Regions from separate parts of the Homo sapiens genome. Here regions 1 and 2 are each linked to region 3. The links are chromatin loops, found by intact Hi-C in ENCODE. Cell type or tissue: Calu3. All regions are shown on one strand.

Region 1 (5,000 bases), 210 kb after region 3:
AAATTGACACTCTCAGAGTTCTTTATACCTGAAGGTAGTGTTAATGTTTTTAGTATGCAGTTTGGCAGTAATACTGAGGGACATCTAAAATGTTCAGCTGCTTGTCCTCACAACCCAACTTCTAGAAATTATAATACTGAGCAAATAATTGAAAGGAAAGAAAAGGCTATATGAAAAACATGGGACCGGGCATGGTAGCTCACCCCTGTAATCCTAGCACTTTGGGAGGCGGAGGGGGGCAGATCACTTGAGGCCAGGAGTTTGAGACCAGCCTGCCCAACACAGTGAAACCCTGTCTCTACTAAAAATACAAAAATTAGCTGGGCATCGTGGCGCACACCTGTAATCCCAGCTACTCGGGTGGCTAAGGCACAAGAGTCTCTTGAGCCTGGGAGGCGGAGGTTGCAAAGAGATCACGCCACTACACTCCAGCCTGTGTGACAGGAGTGAAACCCTGTCTCAAAAACAAACAACAATGACAAATTGTCAATTGTATTTTTTTAAACAAGAAAAACAACCAAAATCTACCTCTACCTAGCTTGCACTGGCATGTTGTTAGTATTTTTGTTCCCCCTAAAACTGGCGGGGTTTTACATTTTTGTTTCTTTAAATTTCAGCATTTTGGTCCACCTGGACAGGTTGTCAAAAGACCTAGATTCGAATAATCCTAACACTTACTGGCCAGAACTGAGCAAATCACTCAACTTACTTGAGCTTCATTTTTCCTCATTTGTAAAATGGTCATCTTCTATGGCAATTATAAGAATCCTATTAATTTGTTCAACAAATATTTATTGAATATCTTATTTGTGCCAACTAGGCACTGGGGAGAAAGAAATTAAACTCTTGCCCTTGAGTTTGGTTGGGAAAAGAGAAAGGCAGAGGAGAGAGAGGACAAATTCAGCAAGAAGTGGTAAGTGCTGTGATACAGGTAGGCACAGAGGAGTCGGCCAACCCAGACTACATGAAAAAGCAGAGCTTGTCAGAGAAGACTCCCTGGAAGAAGTGATAGGTGAGCTGTGTCCTGGAGTGAGCCAGAGATGGGCACCAGATGGGGGGAAGGTGGGATGGAAGTGAGGAGTAGGGTGGAGAAGGTGAGAGCAGATAAAGACAAGGGGACCTGACAGATTATGTCACTTTCCCAGAAGCAAGGTGGCTGCAGCACGGGTCTCTGCTGGGTGTGGCAGAGTGGATCCAGGTGAGTATGGAACGTGATGTGATGTTTAACAATCTAATTATCCCGTTTAAGTCTTAAGACAGTCATCTCTAAATGGAGGATAATAATAATCCCTACCTCAAAAGGTTGTTGGGAGGATTAAGTGAAATGAGCTTAACAGAGGGTAAGCGTTCAAAAGCACCCTCTGCAGCCATCTGCGGGGAAAGGTTGCCCTTGGCTGTGCCTGGCCGGCCAGGAGGCTTTTGGAGCAATTCTGTCTGCTGGGATCTGCTGCTTTGGAAGATTTACAGGGGCAAAGACAATGGCATCACCAAGGACCTCACAAGGCAAACACACACCAGGGGACGTCACAGCTCCATATAGGAGACGGCACTTGAGCTGAGCCCTGAAGGGATGGTTGAGGTTTTTAAAAAATAACGTTGCTTTATATTCACAAAAGTAATGCATGTTCATCTTTTTAAAATTAAGAAAGTATGGAGAAAATATCTGAGAATCCAAGCTCCTCTCAACAGAGGGAACAACTGTTATCTTTTTATCCTATTTGCCTCATCTTTTATCAGGGTTCTTTCACACACAAGCACATGCATATCTACACTTAAAACATGTGAGGGTCATACAGTCCATCCTAGTTTGTAACCTGCCCTGTTCATTTTGAAGAGGACCTGTCAGACTCTGGGAGGAGGCCACCAAGGGAGAGGGTACTCCAAGAGGCAGAAGCAGCAGGAGCAAAGGCAAGGAACTGGGACCTGGGGCCCAGGGAAGATGCATGTGGTCCCATTGGTGGAGCCAGGGAAGCTCCCTGTTCTGGGATTCCATCGCAGTGTCTCCCACTCAAGCAATACTGCCTTTGTTATATCAGGTTTTTTTCCCAACTAAACTTTGTTATGGCCCCATTTCTGAGTATCAGTGAATAAAAATAACTTGGCTTTGAGGACAGGCAGGCATGGGTTTAAATTCCAGCATTGCCCCCAACTGTGTGGACTTTGAGCAGCAACTTGACTCATCCAAGCCTGAAGGCCCTTATCTAAAAAAATGTGAATCATAACTTCTGTCACAAGGATGTTTTGAGGATTAAATATAATATGTTAAGAACTAGATACAGTTTTTAAAAATGCCATACTAATAATAGCATTCATTGGTCAAGTACTTAAGCCAGGCACTACACATCACTTTTCATATGCTACCTCATTTTATTCCTCCAAATATTGCTATGAAGAAGTTTTATATCCCCATTTTATAAATAAGGAAACAGATCTTTGGTGAGGGTGAATAATTGCATGAGGCCATGTAGCTGGTGAATGGAAACAGGACCTCACTAGGTGCTCAGCAATCCAGTGGCTACTGATAGTGTTTAGAAGAGAACTGGTCTACCCCAAAGCCAATGTGGGCCCTCCAGCTCAGTCAGCAAACAGGTGCTGTCCACCTCTGCTGGCTCCTTTCCTTAGATCACTGGTGACTTTGTGCCCAGGGTCTGAATGCCCAAGCCCTTTTCTTCTAAAGTAGGAGGTGTGTCACACCCAGGCCTGACCCTCCTATTTGATGGCTCTCTATCTCAGTTCTCCTGAAGTGCTGGCTATTTATTTACTCATTCATCAGATATTTATTGAGCGTCTGCTACATTCCAGTCCCATGACAGGTGCTAAAGGGTAAGAAAAAACAGACGTAGTCACTGCTCTCTTGAGGCCATAAATTATCAGCCAATTAAATGTAAGTCCAAGCCAGATACGGTGGCATGCACCTGTAGTGCCAGATACGGTGGCGTGCACCTGTAGTGCCAGATACGGTGGCATGCACCTGTAGTGCCAGATACGGTGGCATGCACTTGTAGTCCCAGCTACTCAGGAGGCTGAGCTGGGAGGATCACTTAAGCCCAGGAGCTCCAGACCAGCCTGGGCAACATGGCAAGACCCCATTTCAAAAGTAAAGTAAAATTAAAACAAAACAAAACAAAAAGAAACCCCAAACTTTAAAATTAAGTCCTAGGCAAGAGCTGTGAAATGCAGGTCCAGGATGCTATAGCAGCACCAAGTGTGGGGTATGAGCCTGGCTTGGGCATCTGAGGAGGAGCAGCAACCTTACCTAGGAGAAGAGAGTAGAGAGTAGGAGAACACATTTTAGGTAAATAGCCATAGTTGATAGAGACTTTAGGAACTGGTCCTGCCAAATGCCTTTTCGTTTTCACTGGGAGACATGCCTTGAACCAAACAAGATTCATCCTGTAAAGTATCATTTTAGGCCAGCAGGATTCCTGGAGCCATTCGCAGGCACACCTGCAGTGCCCCGCTGATGGTCCTGCCAAGGCTGGAGAGCAGTGGTCTGCTTTAAAAAAAAAACTCCTGCCAAGATGCTGCCCCAGCGCCTGGTCTTCTTGCCACTCCGTTCTGCTCCCACTTGGCAGTTATGATTCCTAACACGGTGCAGAGGTCTCAGTCCAGTTTGCAGTGGTGAGCATCTCTGCTCTCCTCTCTGCATCTACCTCCTGACATAAACTCTGGGGCCAAATTTCCAGGCTCAAATCCCAGCTCCACTACTTATTAGCCACGTGACCTTGAACAACATTTTGGTTCCTCAGTTTCATTATCTGTAAAATAGGGATAATAATAGTACCAAGCACATACAGCTGTCATGAGTATTAATTGAACCACTTCCGGTTCAAAGGACTTGCTATCTAAGTGTTCCCTGCTCCTATAATGGTTATTGCTCCTCCAGAGGGACCATGTGCCTGAGGTTTGGCAAGCCCTGCAGCAGGGACAGGGTTATTCACTCTGTGCTGCCTCAGCACCCTGACTGCTCCCCAGCAAAGTCCCCATGGCAGAGTGTGGTCGCTGCCCATGGATCATTTTAATCCATTCAGGCTGCTGTAACAAAATACCACAGACTGGGTGGTTTTTAGACACAGAAATTGATTTCTCACAGTTTTGGAGGCTTGGAAGTTCAAGATGAAGGCACCAGTGATTTGGTGTCTGGTGAGGGTCTGCTTCCTGGTTCAAAGACAGCTGTCTTCTTGCCCTGTGTTCACACATGGCAGAAGGGGTGAGGGAGCTCTCTGGGGCCTCTTTTATAAGGAGACACTAATCCCATTCACAAGGGCTGAGCCTTCATGACCTAACCCTTCCCCAAAGCCTCATCTCCAAATACCATCACATAGGGGGTTAGAGTTTCAACATATGAATTTGGGGGGATACAGACATTCAGTCTGCAGCACTGACCACTGGGTCTGCCTTGTTAGCTTGTAAGCTCTGCAGGGTGCAGACCTTGCTCACCGTTGTCTCCAGCACCCACATGTGGTAGGGTCGGAGGAAGCACTTGTGGAATGAGTGAATGAATAAAATGACACCACAATTAAAAGTGGAGCCTTCCCATCTGATTTCAGTAAGCATACAAAACAGCAGTACCATCGGGGAATGTTTATTGAGGACTCATATTGTGCCAGGCACTGTGCAAAGCTCTTCATGGTATGGCATTTAGTTTTCACAGCTGCCCTAGACAGTGAACAGTTTAATGCATGTGAAACATCAAATGCAGTGCCTTAGTGCTTAATCAATGTTAGGCCTAATGATTAGTATTATCCCCGTTTACAGAGGAAGAAACTAAGGCTCAGAGAAGTGAAGGAATTTGTCTGAGGTCACATAGTGAGTGGCAGAGCAAAGACAAGGACCCAGGCTAGTTGATGTCAAAACCTCCCCAGACCCAAACATTTATAAGCCTCATTCTGTCTTCAAACTCATAGTACTGGACTGAAGATTTTAGAGAAGTTATTATCTGCCTCATCATTTCCTTTCTGCCTCCATGTCAAATGAATTCACATTTGGGAATCTATTCC
Region 2 (5,000 bases), 260 kb after region 3:
TCAAGGAAAGGACGTGCATGCTCAGGGGACGGCCGGGGCTGGAAGGCACTTGTTGCTCCGCGCTGCAATGCTCAGCAGCTTATGCTTGCAGGCATTCTCTCAAACCTCGCCACGGCCCAGGCTGAGTCCACTGCCCTATTTCTGCCTCTCCCCAAACTCATCACCCTAAGAAATTCTGAGGCTGCAGGGGGCCAAAATGAAAATAGCCGGGTTGCAAGAATGAGCCTAGGGGAGGGGGTGAACTGTAAGAGAACTTCCACCTGCAAGGGACTTAGGGAGCGTTAACAGATCTAGAAGTGTGACGGCTCTTCAAAGGTGCTAGGAGTGGGAGGTGGCGAAAACTACTGGAGGAAGAACCGAGATACCGGGTGTTTTCGTTGTGAAAGATTCCTTGGCCTCCTTTTTTCGTTGTTAAGGACCGCCGCACCCCCAAAACTGACGCCCAGCAGCTCTTGAACTGCAGAGCAGTTTGCAGACCCCAACGCCGAGTTTAGCGGGCCAGTCTGCGTCCTGCCCTCCCTCCAGCAAGGTCACAGCTCCCTAGTGGAGCCCGGCGTTGGGTGCCCCTTCCTGGCAGAAAAGCTAAAAGCCCGACCCCACAGCCCAGGACTCCCACCTCCCGTTTCTGCGGATTCCCCCGGACCACCGGGTTCGCCGCCGCCACTCCCTCCAGCTGCGCGTCTCTACCAGCCGGAGCCTCGGTCCCCACCTCCCAGGCGCAGTGCGAAGCCGTCACCCTCCCCCGCCTCGGGGCGTTCCGCTCGGCTTCCCGGCCCTGGCCGCCAGACCCCGAGCGCACCGCTATTCCGAGGCCCCCATACCCTAGGAGGACCTGGGTCCGGGAGGGGGCGGTCGGCTGGCAAAGTTTCTGCAAGTGGCACCTCGAGCTCGCCGCGAGCCAGCGCATCTTTACGTAACTTTGTGTCCAGGGCAAGCGAAAGCGCGCTCCTTCGCGCGCGCGCACGCACACACACTCACACACGTACACAATCACACGCTTATACACATACTTCCACGCATCCAGTTACACACATCGCCTCGAATTGAAAACTTCTGCAAGCTCTGCGTTATTCTTTGGGGTTCCACTGTCAAGTTGACCCGTCTGAACTTTTCCCAACTTCTTTCTAAAGTTCCCCCTCTCCCTTCTCCTTCCCTCCCAATGTATCCCCCCAACCCCGCCAGTAGGACTAACCTGTGGAATCCATGTCGGGTTCCTCCAGTAACCCACAATGCATGCTCTTCCCATGGACAGCACAGGCGCCCCCCAAAAGTCCTGATGTTTGGGGATCCCCTGTGCTAGAGATGCCCAGGGAGGAAGGGAGGGAGGGAGGGAGAAGGGGAGAGAGAGAGACGCAGAAAGTGAGGGGGCACAAGGATAAAGGAGGAAAGGAAAAGAAAAGAAAAAGAAGAGGAAAGAAAAGAGAAAGAAGAAAAGAGGAGAGAGAGGGAGAGAAGGGAGCGAGCTCGGAGAAGGGGGAGAGAGAAAAAGCGAGCGAGCAAGGGGACACTCAGTAATCCAGCCGGGCAAAGCCAAACCCGTCAAAATGTTTGCGGATGTTTCATGGGAAAAAGCATCATTTTATAGGAGCCCCGATGGGAGCAATGTCATTGATAGGCCAGCCGGCCTGATGAATGGCCGCTCGTCAGATGGGGCCGTGGCGAGGCGCACTGTGAAGCCCATTGTGGGCCTGTTTTGAATAAGAAAAGCCGCCTCCGAAAAGGGGGGCTCAGAGCGACGCAATCCCAGCCCTCCGACTTCCCCCTTCTATTATAGCATTAGCAACGTTTTTCTTATTTAAAGTTCCAGAGGCCTTCTCCAGCCTTCGCCCGGCACTCATTATAGGCGAAATCAAAATTGGCTTAGATGTGGCCCCCTCCCCCTCCCGGCCCTTCCCCACCATCGGGCCCCGCGCCGTGCTGGCAGGCCGGGAGGGGGGCGCGGGCGGGGGGGGAGCCGCGGGGAACTCCTGGAGCCTGGGGAGTCGCCTGCGCTACCACGAGTGGGGCCCCACTCCCTTCCTTCTCTTGCGCCCCCACCCACCCCCCATTTTGGTCCTGGGTTAGATTTCGGGTGGTGGCCCTGAGAATGCGGGAGGGGGTATGTCTTGACCCCTTGCACGCGGATCCGCAGACACGCGTGGGGAGTGAAGCGAGCTTGAAGGGGAAAGGGTGGGGAAGGGGAACTGAATCCCTAAGACCCCATGCCCCAATATGAGCGTAACAAGGCCGCTAGGCGGGGAGGAGGTGAGTGGCTGGTTCGCCTCCTCCAGAACTTTCTGTCTTCCTCTGGGCCTGGGTCCTTCATCCTGTTTCTCTCCTTCCATCTCGCTGTCTCTCTCCGCCTGTCTCCCGGTGTCTGTTTCTAGCTCTCTGTCCCTCTCGTCCTCTGTGTCTCTGTCTCTGTCCATTTCTCCTTCCTTGGCTGCTAGTGTCTCTGTCCAGACCCTGCCTCCACTTCTCTTTGTCTCCCCCTAGGACTCTGCCCCTCTCTGTCTCTATCCCCCTCGGTCTCTCTGTACTGTCCCCCCTCCCCCGCCTCTTCCCGTAACTCTGTCAGTCTGTCTGTCTCTGTTCCTCCGCCCTCCCCCTGCCCTCCCCACCCCACCGCCGTCCCCCAGTCGGCCTCGAAGTTTGTGAGAAGCCCCGGCATCCAAGTGGGGACGCGGTTTTCCCAGGGACCCCCTCCTCGGCGGAGTTGAAAGTGCAGAAAGAGGGGGGCGAGGGCCGGGGGGTGCTGGAAGTGGAAGTGAGGGGGAGCAAGCTGCGTCTCCTGCGGGCCCCGATAAAGTGGCCGTTCGCGGGTCGGCCGCGCTGTGATTAGAATATGAATGGGGCCCGGCGGGCGGAAGAGAAAGGCGGATTACCCCGGGTGCTTTGACCATGGACAGAGGCAGAGCCGGCGGGCCGCGGCGGGGGCGGGGAAGCGCGGAGTCCCTAACGCCGTGCGGGAGTGGGGGTCTCTAACCCCGGGCCCCTGGCAGCGCGCGGCTTTCCGCGATCCTTCGGAAAGACGCCCCCCGCCCCCTCGGTCCGCCCCCTCCCCACAATCAGAGCTGAGTGGGACAATGTACGGAGACTGGGGAGCCCGAGGGGCCAGCACGTGCCGAGTTAAGGTCACGGTGCGGGAGGAAGAAGGCGGCGCGCGGTACCGGCTGGACAGAGCCCGGGATGGACTGACGGTAGCGCGGGGTTCGAATCCCAGCTCTGTAAATTCCTTCATCGTTCTGGGCCTCAGCTTCCTCGTCTGTGAAATGTAGCAAAGTTGCCCCCTCTCAAGCTTTGGGGGAAGATAACTGAAGCAGTGGTTATAAAAGGAGCCGGGCATTTGCTGTTCCCTCTACTTGGCACTCTGCCGGCTCCTCCTTCCTCACAGGTGCCTAACCGGCCGACACCTTTGCGTCACCCTGGTCTCAGCTGAGCGTCGCCTCCTCGGAGGGGCTGTGCCTGACCACTCTCTGCGAAGGTCCCTTCCTGCCCCGGCCGCTGCCGGGCTCATTACCCGGTTTATTTCTGGAGGACTTTGTTCACCACCCCATGCCCAGTGCCCAGAAGGGCGCCAGGCACATTCTTTCCCGCTGCGATGCTGGTGATGGGAAAGAGGTCGATGGAAACCTTTGGCAGCCGAATGCCATGGTGGCGGTCACCGCGCGTCCTCGTGGTGCGCCTGGCAGCAATGACAGCGGAATTCGAAGTCAGATCTGACTGTTCGCGTTCGCCTTTGTAGCCTTAGCTTCTCTGCCACTGGAATAGGCTGAAGAGTAAAAGCCTTCTTCAGACGGCGGGAGGGTCTGACAGCGCGTAGATGGAGCCTGGCCAGGGGCGTTCCGGTGGCAGCAAGGAGCGCGTCCCCAGGGTGGGCGGCTGCCACCGCCCGGAGAGTCCTTGAGGGATGCCACGGGGGCACGGGTGGTCTCCAGGGCGGATGAGACTATTATTGTTGCTATTATTATTATAATTTTTGCACGCAGAGTGGAGGTGGGTAGGGTGAGGTGAGCCGGGCTCACAGGCCAGGAGTGAGGCGGAAGAACCCGGAGCCAGCCCAGCACAGCTCAGAGCCGGGCCAGGTGCGGCTGGTCCCGGCCCAGCGCTGCTTCACCTGGGATGGCACGAGTTCTCGGGCATGACCATGCTGCAGCGCCTGGGAGCTTAAAGAAATGAAAATAATAATCGCTCATTCGTTCCTTGGCAAATTTTTATTGTGCATCTACTATGTGTCCAGAACTATTCTAGGAAGCGGAGGCTACATCAGTGAACAAAATAGACCAAAAAAAAAAAAAAAAAAATCTTGCTCTCCTGAAGCTTACATGGGAGTGAGGGGAAACAGATAATATATACAACATAGAATTAAGAGGTGGGAGACGAAGTCAAGGGAGGGCCTCTCTGAGAAGCTGACATTTGAGCTTAAAAGTAATGGTATCCAGGGGCTAGTCACAAGGGTGTCATTTGTGACAATTCACTGACTGTGACACTTGTGATTTTGCGCATTTTTTGGAATGTATTTCATACTTCAATAAAATGTTTGCTTAGATTTAATGCTGTCAACATCATAAATAGTAATAGCTACCATTTACTATTAATGTATTCATTATGTGTTTCCACGGGTTCAGGCGTCTTCCATGCATTAGTTCATTTCATCCTCACAACACAACTAATACATATTATTGTCGTCTCCACTTTTAGGAGAACTACTGGGGTTCTGTGTGGCTCTCTTGCCCTTGACAGACACTGTGGACACAGTAATGAATTATCCAATTCCTATCCTGCAGAGGCTTGAAATCTCAATAGAACATAGCACAGGGGCAGGGAGGGGGTGATGGGGAAATTGTGGGTGCTGTGAGAGCAAAGAGAGGGCAATGTGACTGATCCTGGGAGGCTGGTGTCAAGGCAGGCCTCCTGGAGGAAGTGGTGACCCAGGAGCTGAATTAGCCAGACAAGGGGGTTGAGGGTGTTACAGACAGAGGCACAGGCGAAGAGGAGAACCTGTGGAGTGTGTTTGGGAC
Region 3 (5,000 bases):
TGCATTAAGCAGTTACCTGATCTTTGAGAAATTTTCGGATGTTTCGATGGGCTCGGGAACATTCGGTTAATAAGCTGAGAACTGGAGTTAGACCCTCTCTATAGCTGCTTCCCTATAAAAAAAAAAACCATATGTTTTTGAAATACGTTAGTTTTGTTTCTAACAGTATTACTTTCCTTCATGTAACTGAGGATATCAATTTGTTTTTGAGGTGGGGACTTTTTTTTTTTTTTTTTTTTTGGGAGAGGGAGTCTCCCTCTGTTGCCCAGGCTGGAGTGCAGCGGCGCAATCTCGGCTCACTGCAAGCTCCACCTCCCGGGTTCACGCCATTCTCCTGCCTCAGCCTCCTGAGTAGCTGGGACTACAGGTGCCCACCACCACACCTGGCTAATTTTTTGTACTTTTAGTAGAGATGGGGTTTCACCATGTTAGCCAGGATGGTCTCGATCTCCTGACCTCGTGATCCACGAGGTGGGGACATCTTATGTTACCTAAGCTTACAAACTATTTTAAAAATTCTTTTCCTAAAAACATTTCCATTTTATCATCTTCATGTTTACTATTGCCTTTTTTGGTCCTTCCTGGATGTTCCTACATTTTCTAGGATTCCCATGGGCTTAGCCAAAGGGCTTGAATGAAGCAAAATTTTGGTGACTGGACTATGCTACCTTGCTGCCTTTTAATACAGATACCTGACAAAGTGAGTGATAGACCAGAGAATGTATAAACAGCTCACAACAAATGGGAAATTGACAAGGTCTTCTTTTTTCTTTTTTTTGGGAAGATGTCTTTTAGGTATTATGAAGAGTATTTAGCAAGTTTTTGGGGGGATATTTTTTATTTCTAGGACTCACAAAGTAACAAAATGGAACAGTAATTACTTTTTCCTTTGTTTTCAAGCACTAGTCATAATTTTGGTGTTGCATGAACATAATTTTCAGCATTAAACAAATAAATTAACATGGCTTCAGCAATTTATCATATATTGTAATAAACTGCTTTCCAAAGTAAAAACAATTATGCAGCACATCAGTCAGAAAAAAAGCTTAGATTTAAAAATCATGCTCTGTGATGTGTGTCTGTATGTATGGCACATTTACATTCTTTGGAAGCATCTTCCCAGGGCTTCCATTTTATCAGCCTTACCTTGTCTATTCTCTTCTCCATAAAATTCAGTAAAACATGAATGGCCTCCATATTCATACCATTGTATACCATGGTATTGTTTTTCAAAACTGTTTCTTTCTCAGCTGTTTTATTACTGGGCAGTTCATCTAGAGTCGTTGCCTCTTGGGCTGTTTCTTCATGGGTTAACGGACAAATGAGAACATCCAAACAAGAGACTGGAACATTGCTTAAAAGGTTGACTGCATTGCTGAAAAGCAATTAAAAAAATACAATATTTTAACTTGATTGAATAGTCCTTTAAAATGCAAACATAATAAGAAGTTCAAAAGTGACTTTTAAGAGTCAATTAAAATATTTCTTTTCCAAAAATGAGCCATTATGGACACTTGACACTTACTATGAGATAGGAAATAAAAAACTGTTTCAAATATATGTTGTACAAATTAGAAAAAAAACAAATGTTGAATAGACAGACACAATCACATGATGTCATGTCACTTTCTGAAATGCTAAAATAGGAATTAGTGAGCTTTAATGCCAGCTCCTTAATTTTATTATGGCAACAATGCTAGCTTTGCATTTCTTCCCTGGGATTTTAAATCCTTTTGTGGATCCACTGGTGTTTTATTATTCCTTAGATTACAACATAAAGCATTTGAGAAACACTGAAAATAAGCAGCTTATCAGTAGCAACAACAATAAACCAAATATGGTAGAATTAAGTTTTATTCTTTCTAAATGTAGAAAATACAATTTAAAAATCATCCCAATTTTTGTAAGACATATGCAGAAAAAGGGAAATGGAGTTTTTTCTCTCTTTCTTATCATCAGGTCTCTAAATGAAGTTAATATAGCTATTTCTAATCTCTAGCCCCTAGGCCTTTCAGCTGTGTATTAATGAATACACGAGACTGGGATGCACACCAGTAGGGGGAACCCAAACCTTATATTTTTGGCATTCCCTAAAAACCTTGTTCTGTTGTTCAGTGTACAAAAGATTAAAATGACACTAACAATTTCAAAATTAGATATGTTCTCAACAAACATATTTTCTTCCATGAGTTATTTCATATTCTTTCATCTAAAAGGAGTGGTGGTGTTCTGGGCTAACTGGCTCTTATATGCCTGTGCCTTAGAACTTCCTGATCAACAATGGAAAGACAGGCATTTTATTTCCTAGTGACAGAGAAGCAGATCTAAAAATAACCACATCCTGACTAAAAATAAACTCCTGCAAATGCAATTTAAAAGTCCAACCACTTGGAAACCAAATTTAGAGCTTAATCTATCTGATACTATCTTAATTTAGACCAGTAGCTCCTTCTACTTTAGATTATAGTGACACCCTAAAAAATAAAGCAAAACAAACAGAAAAACAAAGAAATAGAAATACAAAAATTTTTCTTTCCTCTACCCTGAATTGTGCTCCACTTCCCCAAGAATGAATATTTCCTTTCTTTTTATATTATGGAAAAATAAAAACCAGTAACAAGTCAGTTGAAAAGTTAGACAATGCAGAACAGAAAGTGGTAATGTATAGGGCATCAAAAAAATGAATCAAGAGCAAAAAATAATTTAACAAGTCATATGAATAAATGGTTCCTAGTAAAATACAAGTTATTTGATTGCCCTCACTAAAACCAAATACTGCTGCTGCTACTGGTGTTATGCACAAAATCTCTATATTTGGTTATTGGTAAATAATCAAAGGTGGCTGAAATATAAGCTTTCCCCAAAACTTTCTCTTAAAACTTTTTTTTGCAAATATCTGTAGTTTATCTTATCTATAGTTCAGAACGTTTTGCTTCTATCTTAAGCACTTAGAAATTGTTACTAAATAATACCATAGATTCATTGAGAATAAAAGGGGGGAAATAACTCTACCTTAGAATTATTTTCAAAAACTGTATACAAGCCATTCTGAAATGTTATGATTTTTTCCCTAAACATCAGGCAATAGGCTCTTAAATACACTGACCGTATGATGCTCTGAACCTACCAGAGACCAGATTGAAAAGTTTCAGATGGGTCATTTCATTACAAAGGAATGTTTCCCCTTTAAATTCGTTTAAAGTAAGCAGTTTCCAGGAATTCAGTAAATTTAAGAAACCAAATGTAGAGTTTGATTCAACAAATATTTGGAGGTTTTAGGCTTTTCAAGAAAAGTTCCCATTTTCTTATTTCTTATTTAACAACTTGGTTTCCAAACAACTACAAAATTAATTTTTCTGGCTCACTGTGTTTGAGCTATTCTTTTTAAGTAAGGAAGGCCAGCTTTTTGAGCTCTGTCACTTCTCTGACAGTTTTATTTGTGGTAGAAGAGTGTATGAAATTCTCCAGCTACCAGGAAGTCAGTGACTATGCACAGATCTGCACAATAGTGTTTGCATTCCTACTCCAGGGGGTAGAAATACTGTGTATATTACACTCCCCTTTTCAGCTTCCTAGAGATCATTAATCACTGAGACATGACATCCTCCCGCTCATGCTCCCAGCCCCCTCCTGATATGCAGATTCAAAAGCAAGACCTATTTAGAACTCCTTAATGCCCTGATTAAAGCCTTGTCAGTTGTGGGAGAGGAAAGGCAATCTAAAATCTAGTCCTCTGTGAATCGCTGGACAAAAACATGAAATTACACTGAAGAACATGATATGGCACACGTAGATCCATAGCTGTTAATAAATCTTGCTGGTCAAATGTATCTTCTTTATATTTGGGGCTTACATATCTTTTTTCAAGGCTGTAAAGTCTATGTAAACGAATCTTAAAATCTCCAAAAGATTTTCCTTTTGCCCTCTTTATTCATTAAAAAAAATTGTTTTTGAGATAGAGTCTCTTGCCCAGGCCAGAGTGCAGTGGCATGATCATGGCTCACTGCAGCCTTGACTTCCCGGGCTCAAATGATCCTCCCACCTCAGCCTCCTGAGTAGCTGGGACCACACGCACACGCCACCATGCCCCTTGCTAATTTTTTAATTTTTAGTAGAGACAAGGTCTCACTATGCTCCCCAAGCTGGTCTCAAACTCCTGGGCTCAAGCAATCTTCCTGCCATGGCTTCCCAAAGTGCTGGAATTACAGGCGTGAGCCACTGCACCCAAACCCCTCAAAATCTTTGAAAAGTATTTTTTTCTTTTGTGGTAAGAGCACTTAACGTAAGACCTATTCCCTTAGCAACATTCTAAGTATACAATACAGTATTGCTAACTATAGGCTCTGCTACACAGGAGATCTCCAGACCTTATCTTGCATAACTAAAACTTTGTATCTTTTGACTGACACCTCCCCATTTACTCCTCTCCCCAGCCCCAGATAACCACTATTCTACTATCTAGTTCTACAAGCTTCACTATTTTAAACTCCTCATAAAAGTGGGATCATGGAGTATTTGTCCTGTGCCTGGTTTATTTCACTTATCATAATGCCCTCCAGATCCACCCATGTTGTTCCAAGTGATGGGATTTCCTTCTTTTTTTAAAGGCTGAATAATACTCTACTGATTCTGCTCTGTGTGTGTATACATATATACGCACATTTTATCCATTCATCTGACTGATAGACATTTAGGTTGTTTCAGTATCTTGGCTATTGTGAACAGTGCTGTAAGGACCATGTGATGAAAATGCAGATATCTCTGTGAAACAGTGATTTTATTTCCTTTGGATATACTCCCAGAAGCGTGATTGCTGAATCAAATAATTCTATTTTTCATCTTTTGAGAAAACTCCACACTGTTTTCCATAATGGCTATACTAATTTACATTCCCACCAACAGTGTAAAAAGATTTCCTTTTCTTCACATCCTTACCATCGATTATCTTTTGTTTTTTGAGGTTTTTTTTTTTTTTTTGGAATAACCCTTCTAACAAGGTA

Evidence for each region. Hi-C counts contacts between places; a loop is a spot of excess contacts. Peaks named below come from ENCODE experiments on the same cell type or tissue, not always from the same donor. Only the 100,000 strongest peaks of a DNase experiment are listed, where the experiment ranks them.
Region 1: it touches region 3 in a loop (3-fold over the local background); 3 of 110 quality-filtered maps call a loop at or near these places.
Region 2: it touches region 3 in a loop (4-fold over the local background); 6 of 110 quality-filtered maps call a loop at or near these places.

What each region holds. Positions count from the first base shown.
Region 1 is chr12:106,630,796-106,635,795 of GRCh38, reverse strand. The region is part of intron 2 of RFX4 (regulatory factor X4); the gene reads right to left. All of the region lies in intron 1 of LOC100287944 (a long non-coding RNA gene), which reads left to right. Among named protein-coding and RNA genes, the nearest start is that of RFX4, 50 kb to the right of the region's middle. In Calu3, no CTCF peak of the experiment used is centred here; DNase peaks (open chromatin) are centred at 2,155 and 2,735.
Region 2 is chr12:106,579,556-106,584,555 of GRCh38, reverse strand. RFX4 (regulatory factor X4) reads right to left here and starts at 1,552. Exons shown (of 18, transcript NM_213594.3): 1 at 1,193-1,552. The coding sequence starts at 1,235. All of the region lies in intron 1 of LOC100287944 (a long non-coding RNA gene), which reads left to right. RefSeq lists enhancers at 518-1,102, 2,591-3,473. In Calu3, no CTCF peak of the experiment used is centred here; DNase peaks (open chromatin) are centred at 65, 845 and 2,875.
Region 3 is chr12:106,838,964-106,843,963 of GRCh38, reverse strand. RIC8B (RIC8 guanine nucleotide exchange factor B) reads right to left here. Exons shown (of 10, transcript NM_001330145.2): 5 at 1,147-1,375; 6 at 17-112. Among named protein-coding and RNA genes, the nearest start is that of RIC8B, 67 kb to the right of the region's middle. In Calu3, a CTCF peak has its summit at 2,031 (motif pointing right); DNase peaks (open chromatin) are centred at 2,053 and 3,583.